2 separate regions of the Homo sapiens genome follow, and region 1 is linked to region 2. Evidence: read pairs that join two places in POLR2A ChIA-PET (ENCODE). Cell type or tissue: OCI-LY7. All regions are shown on one strand.

Region 1 (5,000 bases), 1.1 Mb before region 2:
AACCATTAACACATGCAACAACAAAGAATAATCTCAAAATCATTTTTCTAAGTGAAAGTAGCAAGGTTCAAAAGGCTATATATTGTATGACTCCATTCATATTGCATCTGGAAAGGGTAAAATTCTAGGGACAGTGAAGAGATGGAGTGTTGCTGGGAGCTGGAATTAGGGCATGGTATTGAAAACAAAGAGCATTGAGAACTGTTTTGGAGGGGAAGGAAGTGTTCTACAGCTCGATTGTGGTGGTAGTCGCACAGTGTATACCTTTGTACACCTAACATGATGAATTATAAGTGAATTACATATCAATAAACTCAACTTTAAAAAAGTGGAAGTGACCTGGACCTCTGTTGCCTCTGAGATGTCCATCCTAACCCCAGTTTCTCACTCTTCACCCTACTGTAATCCAGTTTCTATCTCCACCACTGCACAAAAAACTCATTTTGTTAAGGTCAGCAAAAACATTCTGATTGCAAAATTCATCCTCAGTTCTTCTTATGACTTCTCACAACTTTTAGCATAATCAATAACTTCTCCTTTGAAATATTTTCCCTTTCTCTTCCACAATGCTGCTCTCTCCTAATCATGCATTCTTAGCGTGATGAAAAGTTCCTCAACCCCCTAAATATTGGTGCTGCTTAGATTCCCATATTTAGAATACCTTTCTCATTTTCTATTTACTTATGACTCGTTTGTTTTAAAGTAAAGTTGAGCATTGTAAACAAGGGCATCACTTTTGTATTTTAGGGTATTTACCTTTGTATCAATTGGAAGATAAATTTGAAAAAGGCAAAACTGAAGGAAGGCGGGTAGGTTGGGAGATGATATGGAGAAGTGATGGATATCCAAATAGTAGGGCTTTGGAAGATAAGGATAGATTAAAGAGATGTAGAAGAAAGAATCAGTAGGGCTTGGCAATACATTGAACACAGCTAGGACAGGGAAATAGAATTGTTAGATGAATGGTCAAATTTATGGTCAATTTATACAATCTGAATAATGGTGGAGTCATTCGGCAAGTCAGCGAACATAAGAAAAGGAAGAGGTTTGGGTATAAAGTGATTATTTCAGCTTGGAAAATAATAAGTTTGATAATCCTATCAGGAAGATATTTAAAGAAATCAATCTGTATCCCAGGGAAGGAGTAGAGGCACTATATATACATATTTCCATTTATATGACATTCTGGAAGGGGTAAAATCCCAAGGACAACAGAGATAATAGATTGCCAGGAGCTGGGGTCAGGAAATGATTGTGTGTGTGTGTGTGTGTGTGTGTGTGTGTGTGTGTGTGTGTAATATGCAGATATAGACTATATATGTGACTATATATATGTATAATAGTTGTCTATTTCTTTCAGAAGTAAAGAAGGATTCAAGTCTCCATGTATTTCTCTATGTTATTCTCTCCACTTGCAATGCTCACCTTCTTCATCTGTTATTTCCAATTCATCCTCCATGAAATGATTCAGATGCCATCTACTTGAGGAAATCTTCCTTGATTAGCCCCATTCCCTCAAGCCCACCTTTATCCCCTAACTCCACGCTGTTAGATGCACATTTTTGGACATTTTAATGTCACATTTATAACACTCTAATGAATGTAGCATTTAGGGTACTTTAATGCAACTGTTGATTAGTTTAGTTGTCATTTTCCCACAAAAGATTGTCAGCTCCTTGATGTCTTTCATCTGTGGAACATGAGTGTTTTTTACAGTGCCTGGCTTATAGGAAATAGTCAAATAGGGTTGCAGCATTACACTGTTGGAAAGAACATGGTGTAAGAAATCAAGTAGATATGAGTTTGAATTTTGACTCTGCTAGCCATAGTCTGTGTGCTTGGTTAAATCGTTCAATCTCTTTGAGTTTAGGTTTCTATAAAATAGAGATTATAATGCTACTTTCCTCATCAAGTTTTTGTCATGTATTAGTAAACTACTGCCGCATAACAAATTTTCCCAAAACTCTGCAACTTAAAATAATGTCCATTTATTATCTCACAGTTTCAGTGGATAATGGCTTAGCTGTATTCTCTGCTTCAGAGTCTCTCACATGGCTACAATCAAAGTGTCCTCCAGGGCTGGGGTCTCCTCTGATGGCTCAACAGGGAATTAGTCCACTTCAAAGTTCATGTGTGTGGTTTTTGGCAGGTACAAATTCCTTCAGGGTGGTTAGACTGAGGATCTCAGTTTCTTGGTGGCAGTGAGCCTTCTCTAACAATGGCAGTTTGACCACAGTCATTATGAAACAGAGTCTTCTGGCAAGGTGGAAGTCAAGATCTTTTGTTACATAATCACTGAAGTGATATCTCACGACCTTTGCCATATTCTGTTGATTAGAAGCAAGTTGCTAGTTCCAGTCCAGACTCAAGGGGAGGGGCTTATCCAAGGATGTGAATGCCTGGACATGGGGATCATTGGGAGCTATAGAGTCATATAGAACTCTGCCTACTACATGTGAGGACCAAGTCAATAAAACCAAAAGATTCACTAGATGCCTAATATTATACATGGCAAGTGCTCAAACAGCTATTTATGTCCAATGGATAAATGAACTCATCCATCAATCAATTGTTCTGCAATTAACCGGAGTAACCACTAGATGGTGGTGCATCCTTCACAGCATTGTGCCATAAAAGTAGGGTCAGAGATTTTGAATGTAAGAGCTTTTTTTTTTTTTTTTTTTTTAAAACAGATAAGGTCTTGCTCTGTCACCCAGGCTGGAGAGCAGTGGCGCAATCTTGGCTCACTGCAGCCTGCAGCCTCGACATCCTAGGCTCCAGCAATCCTCCCATCTTGGCCTCTAGAGTAGCAGAACCAGAAGTAAAAGAGCATTTTTTTTTTTTTGATGATGATGATGATGATGTAATACACAAAGACACATTTTAAAAACAGAAACTATACACTCCTAACTAAATCTCTTTTGTATCTCTGGAACTCTTACAAAACCTATCCTGCTTCTTCCTTCCAGAGTAAATTATAAAATGTGCAAACAAAATAAACAGAAACTCCTCTCCTCACTTTGATGTACAAGGTTTCTCACTCGGATACTATCCAGCCCTGATTTAAGGTTTCTCACTCAGATACTATCCAGCCCTGATTTAAGTTTCCTTTTGACTCTTAAAGACTTAAAAGCTTTTGTGTTTCTGTTTTGAAATATGTCTGTTATCTTTTTCTAAATTAAAGTAAAACATATTCATTGTAGAAAATTTGGAAAATATAGAAAAGAAATAAAGGAAGTTAAAAATTCTAATCGCACACCTAAAAATACTTTAGTATATCTATTCTGCTTTCCTTCCCTTCTTTTCCTCTCTGTTTTTCTCTATTCTTCCCTTCCCCAACACACACATACATATACACAGAGAAATTGAAATTATATTATATATAGTTTTGTATCCGAATAAATTGCTACCTCACAATATCTTTAAACTTCCTTTTTGTAATACAATTTTTGAGTCCTTGCCTTTTACTGCTGTGTTTAAGCATATATATAGCTATTATTATACCATTTGTAGTGCCTTGCTCCTACCTTCTCATTTTCTGTTATTGTAGAGTGTGGGTTTTTTTAAATTGGTGTTTTAAAAATAATTTTTGTATTTTTTGTATATTATTTTGTTGATGTTTATCTCCACCAGTGTTCTGGAATTTCCATATTTTGTTTTCATTAGGCTACTTTTAAACTTAAAAACATTTTTTAAATGTTTTAATCTATTCTCCTCTAATTACCAAGGTCAAAGTGAAATCATATTGTTTTGATTGCCCACTATGTAAGACAAAGAATTTAGCATGTTTTAAATAAAATTTCATCTTTTCCATGATAGCATGGTCTTTGCTAACATAATCATGAGCTTGGGAACAAATTGTTGTCATCCAATTATTATTTTAACATTTTGGAAATTTATTTTTGAAGAATAACCTTGAACAATTTGTCGTATTTTGTGTCTTCTGTTTTGCAAAATGATTTAGCCATACTTTCAAATTGAACTGGTTTTAATGTTTATGACCAGTTCTTTAATAATCTGCCCACTAATATTTGATAATGTACTATTTTATGCTATTTAACTAATATTCTTCCCAATGATATTATAATTTTTCCCTTAGTCACATGAAGTTTATCTTTAAGTATTTTTAGGCTATGCACTTATCATAAGTAGTATCTCTTTCTGTTATCTACAAATTTGAATGACAGTTTCTCTGTGCACAGAATTTCAGGGTCTCAGTCTTTTATATTCAAAATGTTTTAACTTTAATTCTATTATTTTGATATTCTTTTGGCATTTATTTGTATCTTTTAAATTTGTTTATTTTTATGTCTTTTAAAATATTTTAATATAAATTAATATTTTTATGTTTTCCTTGTATCCACAGTTAATTTTTATTATTGTTTTTCTTCTTTTTGTTTTGTTTTCTTTTTAACTTTTATTTTGGGATTAGGAGTACATGTGCAGGTTTGTTATACAGTTAAACTCGTGTCACAGGAGTTTGTCGCACAGATTATTTTGTCATGCAGGTGCTAAGCCTAGTACTCAATAGTTATTTAGTTATTTTTTTCTGCTCCTCTCCCTCAACTTACCCTCCATCCCCAAGGAGTCCTCAGTGTCTGTTGTTCCCTTCTTTGCGTTCATGAGTTCTCATCATTTAGCTCTCACTTATATGTGAGAACATGCAGTATTTGGTTTTCTGTTCCTGCATTAGTTTCCTAAGGACAATGGCCTCCTGCTCCATCCATGTTCTCACAAAAGACATTACCTTGTTCTTTTTTATGGCTGCATAGTATTCCATGGTGTATATGTACCACATTTTCTTTATCCAATCACAGTTAATTATTTCATCATTATTTAGATGTATGTCGTTTAAAATTAATGTTGACTAAAAGATAGTCATCCATTTTAATATGCTGTCTCCTGTCTTATTCAACAAGAAAAATAGGTCAGCTGTCTTTTATTGTTAATCCACTTCAAAGTATTTTGATTTCTCTCTCAGTTACATTTGAAATTTTAAG
Region 2 (5,000 bases):
GTTATAGGAAGAAGTGTTCAATAGAAAATGGAATGAAACATTGTAGACACAGGGAACATAGGCAACTTCTCTGAGAAGTTTTAACCAACAAAGGGGAACAAAGAAAATAAAATAAGGGCTCAAGGTGGTCAAGTGGATTTGACAGCTAGAGGATTTAATTGTGCCCCCCGAAAACATATGTTGGAGTCCTAACTCCTGGTACCTCTGATGTAACCTTACTTGGAAATAGGGTCTTTGCAGATGTAATCAGGTTAAAATGAGGTATAAGGGATTAAGACAGGTCCTAAATCCAACAACTGGTTCTCTTATAAGGGAAATTTGAATACAGAGGCACAGAGTCAGAGCAGACACACAGGGAGGAAGGCCATGTATTGATGGAGGTATACATTAAAATGATGCAGCTGCGAGACAAGGAGTGCCAAGGATGGCTGGCTACCACCAGTGACCAGGAAGGAGGCATGGGGGTTTCTCCCTCGGTGCTTCCAGAAGGATCCAACCCTGCTGGCACCTTCTGTTTGGACTTCTGGCCTCCAGAATGGTGAGATAATCAATTTCTGTTTAAAGCCACCTAGTATATGGTAATTTGTTACAGCGTCTCTAGGAAACAAATGCAGAGAATCAGCAAGGAGCATAGAGAAAACAATGCTAGTTGAGCATTGGAGACAAAGCCAGATACCCTAGTGTGGTGAAAATAGTAGGTATTGAAATGAATGTGCCACCTGACAAAAATATGCATAAACAGTTCAGAAGCCATTTTTATTTGCTGTATAAACAAAGGGTACTTTGGTAATGTTTGAAGATTTCTGTTAGTAATAACAACTTTTGATCTATTCTACCACTCAGAAAACAAAGCAAAACCAAACCAAACAAAACTTCTTGGCTTTGGGCGATTGTCAATATTGTGATAAAACCAACCTGATTCAAAGAATGCTATTATTTTTCCCAGTGACTACAAACATTGGGAAAGAAATGTCACCAGAAAAACAAAGAGGCAGCCTCTCCTTTGGTGACTGTCACTGCTAGAGCTTCTCTTACACTAAATTTATTTCCTGTCAGATCTCTGCTTCCTGAATGTTTTCTTTTGCTTTTCTTCTACTTGTATTTTCCTTATTAAAAATACAATAAATAGTTTTGTGTAGCTCCTGGACTGAATATAACCAAATGCTATTAATAGATGAAAATGCTCTGTGGTTATTATTTTAATATTACCCACCTGAAGAAATGAAAGCCCAATACACTTACAAATACCCTGTTAGTCTGTGGACTATAAAGGAAGAGGAAGTATTTACAAGCCTACAAAACATGCAAGACAGGGCCATGAAATTCTTATATAACAACTTTTATTTTATTAGTTTATTAAAAGTCTTGTCTTTATGAACAAAAACATCCACTTGCATAGTGAAGAATTTATTAAATTGAGGTGCTTGTTTAAATAATTCAGAATATATGCATATTTGGAAGCAAATAGGAAATTTGCTGATTTAAAAAAATTATTGATGGTTGGCATCCTATAGACTCACAAAAATAAATCTGAATTACAGTATTATCTGATGTATTATCTAGAATGCAGAAATATTTTCTTAAGTATGTATTTTGCCTCATAGTGGACCATGCTTAAGAAATCTCCAGGACTTTTTTGCTGTTTTTGCAACAAAATTCTTTTTATTGGATATTAAAATAATATTAACAGCTAAAATTTCTTGAGCACCTTCTATATGCCAAGTGGTGTTTTAAGTCTTTTATAAGAGTTAACTCAGTTAATCATGACAACTCCATGAGGTAGGTACTGTTAGTATCTCCATTTTGAGGCTGAGGAAACAGGCACAGCAAGGTTAAGAGGTAACCCACCCAAGGTCACACAGCTAATAAGAAGCAGAAGTTAGACTGGCATCCAGGCAGAGCAGCTGTAGGGGGTGAGTACTGACCATACTATTTTGGGAGAAAGCTAGAGCAGTGTGTTCTTCACTTGTATTACAATTGTCTGTAGCTTTTAGACATTTTTAATATAGCTATTTGTTCCATTTTTCTCATATCCAGATTAGAAAATTTACATTTTTTTTTGCTATTTCTTTCAATCTATATCCTGTAATGCAATTTGTAATTTTTAGTTAAGCACAAATGCTACTTTCTGCAGCTTCCAAAGTAAATAAATTGAGTGTTTATTTCTAGGAGAGTATGCCATGTATGTTCAGAAATGATTTGGGAATATGAGTTCTTTATGTGATGTTGAATTGCATGCATTTGAGTATTTCAGAACAATGTTAATGCAGAGCTATAGGGTTTTAAAAGTTTGCAATGGGTGTAAGTGAAGTAAATACTTCTCTTAAAAAAGGTCATGACTAAAAGTAAAAATGCAACATATTTCAGAGAAACACAAGTCTCTGTTCCTCCTGTTGATAATGGTACTTTGAATTTCTAATCTAATTCTGATTGAAGTTTCAGTTCAATACCCCAAACCTGGAGCTCCATGGCAGATCTCTGATGTTTAGGTAACTTGTCTTGGACCAACACACCCACTTTTATGTTTTGATTAATGAACAATTTATTAAGTAAAGAGCATTGAATCTAGGTAAGATAATTTAAAGTAGTGCAAACTACTGTGATTTCATCTAAATTCAACCAAAATAGTAAGGCAGTTTTGCACATAAAAATGAGTGAGAGCTTTAACTAATAAATATAACCTGTAATCAGTGAATACAGGAAAGTATCTGAACATTTCTAGTCATCTTACCAGAAGCAGTCCCAGTCTCTTCGTTTTAGGAAAAGTAGATGCAGAACTTACAGCAGGGGTAAAAACAAATGGAATGAGATCATTCTAGTCTATATCATTCTTCTATCATTATTACTTACAGTAACATACAAAAATACATGACATATATTAAAAATAAAAATAACTCTAGTGTGTATTTTGCTTTACTATCTTACACATATTTTTCTGATTCTTACAACCTCTTGGTCATATGTGTGTGTGTGTGCGTGTATTATAACTTCTATTTTTATTTACAGAAAGAAAGTCTGAAACTTGGAGATGTTAAATGACATTAAGAATTGTAGGTTTTCAACTCAAGCCAATGCTTTTATACTCTACTACTTCCCAGTCTGACTTCCGAAGCCTGTCCACATTCCTGCCCATGTCCCTGTCAGATTTCATCTCTCTCAGTAGCTGGTGGATGTCTTGAGAGCAGAGACTTGCATATTCAATTTCTATAGACCGCGTGGCCTTCTGGAGAGTTCTTGATACATCAGGTTCATAATCCCTTATCAGTATCCCTAAAGGCAAAACACTTAGACCATATACTGTATCATGTAGCAACTGCACCAGGATCTGAGGCTGTTCTCCTTAATGGAATATATTAATATTTTTTCAGCATAATATAAAAATAACCATATTAATCTTGTATTTTCCTGAAATGATTAACATGTGAATTGCTGTTTTCTTTCTCTTTCCCTCTTTCTCGCCCTTCCTTCTTCCTGTCTTTCTTTTTCTTAAAAATAATACACTCAAGAGTCTTGTTCTAGCACTTTATGCCCAAGTTTCTGAGAGTCTTGCAAATAAATGGATTTAAGAAAGAGAAAATGACCATAGACCTTCTACAATGGTGTTCACTATTGTGACTTCTTGGTCCTCATTCTGAATATCATTCTGCCTTAATATGTCAGAATTTCAAATGAATCTTTGTATGAAAAAATAAAGCAAAAGTATATGGGTTTACTAAAATGATAACTATCTTTACCTCTCCTGTCATCATGCCTCCTTTCCCTTTTTAAAATAGTCATTTGTGCATTTATCTCACTGGGAAGTTCTTTAAGGAAGAACTAGGTCTTATTTATCAGTGTAAACATCAAAGTGGCCTGGAATTAGTAGATACCCAATAAACACTTATTGAATTAAATAAATGAAACAAAAACCACTGAAACATTAGGGAAGTTATAACATACTGGTATATAAGGTAATATTTCTATTTTGCCATAGATCGCTTATGTGAGTAAGCTGTTGTAACTATAAACTTTAATACCTGCTGATAGCTTTAAGAAAACAGTTTCTATCCAGTTAAAACTGACCTCAACGCCTGTGGCTTCTGAGGCAAAGAGGACAGGCTGACATTCTCCATAAAACTGAGTGCAGAGGTTAGTTGTTGAAAGTCAAAATATTTTCCAGAATGTCTTTAAAGCCTGGGTATTTACTATTACTGGTTGAATATCCCCTTGAATATTCATGAACAAAGACATGGTAGATTAAGAAAAAAATATGCAGGTATTTTAAGTTACTGGCAAATGAAATGAACATTTTTGTATAGAAATAAGACAGTATGTACTTTTCAATACTGAATTCTGAGGAAAGATTGCCCAAGGACAGCATATTCACTAGAGAAAAGCAAAAGAAATTGGACTTTTATCTTTATTCTGAAATTTGAAGCCAGGTTGCCCTTAGCGGCTCCCACCCCAAAACAGCTTGCATGTATAGCAATTCTTTTATTCTTTAATGACTCGAAAAAAGGAGAAATAGTTGGTAAAAATTATTTGAGTCATACAATAATATTGATTAATCTATACTCAATATTTCATTTTGTATCCTCCATAATGAGAAAGCAAAGGCAACATAACTATCACATCTTTAAATTATCTGGTCTTCTGTTCTGAAAGTTTTAAATATTGTTAAAGAAGTTTTTAAAAAGGCCTGGCACAGTAGCTCACTCCTGTAATTGCAGTAATTTGGGAGGCAGAGGCAGGTGGATCTCTTGAGCTCAGGAGTTTGAGACCAGCTGAACAACATGGCGAAACCCCGTCTCTACAAAAATACAAAAATTGGCCGGGTGTGGTGGCGTGTGTCTGTGGTCCCAGCTACTCTAGAGGCTGAGGTATGGCTTGAGCCTGAGAGATGGAGGTGGCAAGGAGCCCAGATCATCTGCATTTCAGCCTGGGAACAGAAGCAGACCCTGTCTCAAAAAAAAAAAAAAAGAAGAAGAAGAAAAGAAAACCCTGAAATTTTTAAAAAGGGA

Evidence for each region. Peaks named below come from ENCODE experiments on the same cell type or tissue, not always from the same donor. Only the 100,000 strongest peaks of a DNase experiment are listed, where the experiment ranks them.
Region 1: POLR2A ChIA-PET joins it to region 2 with 6 read pairs; 2 of 35 experiments call an interaction of 5 or more read pairs at or near these places.

Annotation. Positions count from the first base shown.
Region 1 is chr1:197,397,640-197,402,639 of GRCh38, forward strand. The region is part of intron 5 of CRB1 (crumbs cell polarity complex component 1); the gene reads left to right. Among named protein-coding and RNA genes, the nearest start is that of CRB1, 130 kb to the left of the region's middle. In OCI-LY7, CTCF peaks have their summits at 2,607 (motif pointing right) and 2,808; a DNase peak (open chromatin) is centred at 2,622.
Region 2 is chr1:198,533,948-198,538,947 of GRCh38, forward strand. The region is part of intron 1 of ATP6V1G3 (ATPase H+ transporting V1 subunit G3); the gene reads right to left. Among named protein-coding and RNA genes, the nearest start is that of ATP6V1G3, 4.2 kb to the right of the region's middle. In OCI-LY7, no CTCF peak of the experiment used is centred here; DNase peaks (open chromatin) are centred at 1,144 and 1,884; H3K4me3 peaks cover 1,149 bases; H3K27ac peaks cover 1,380 bases.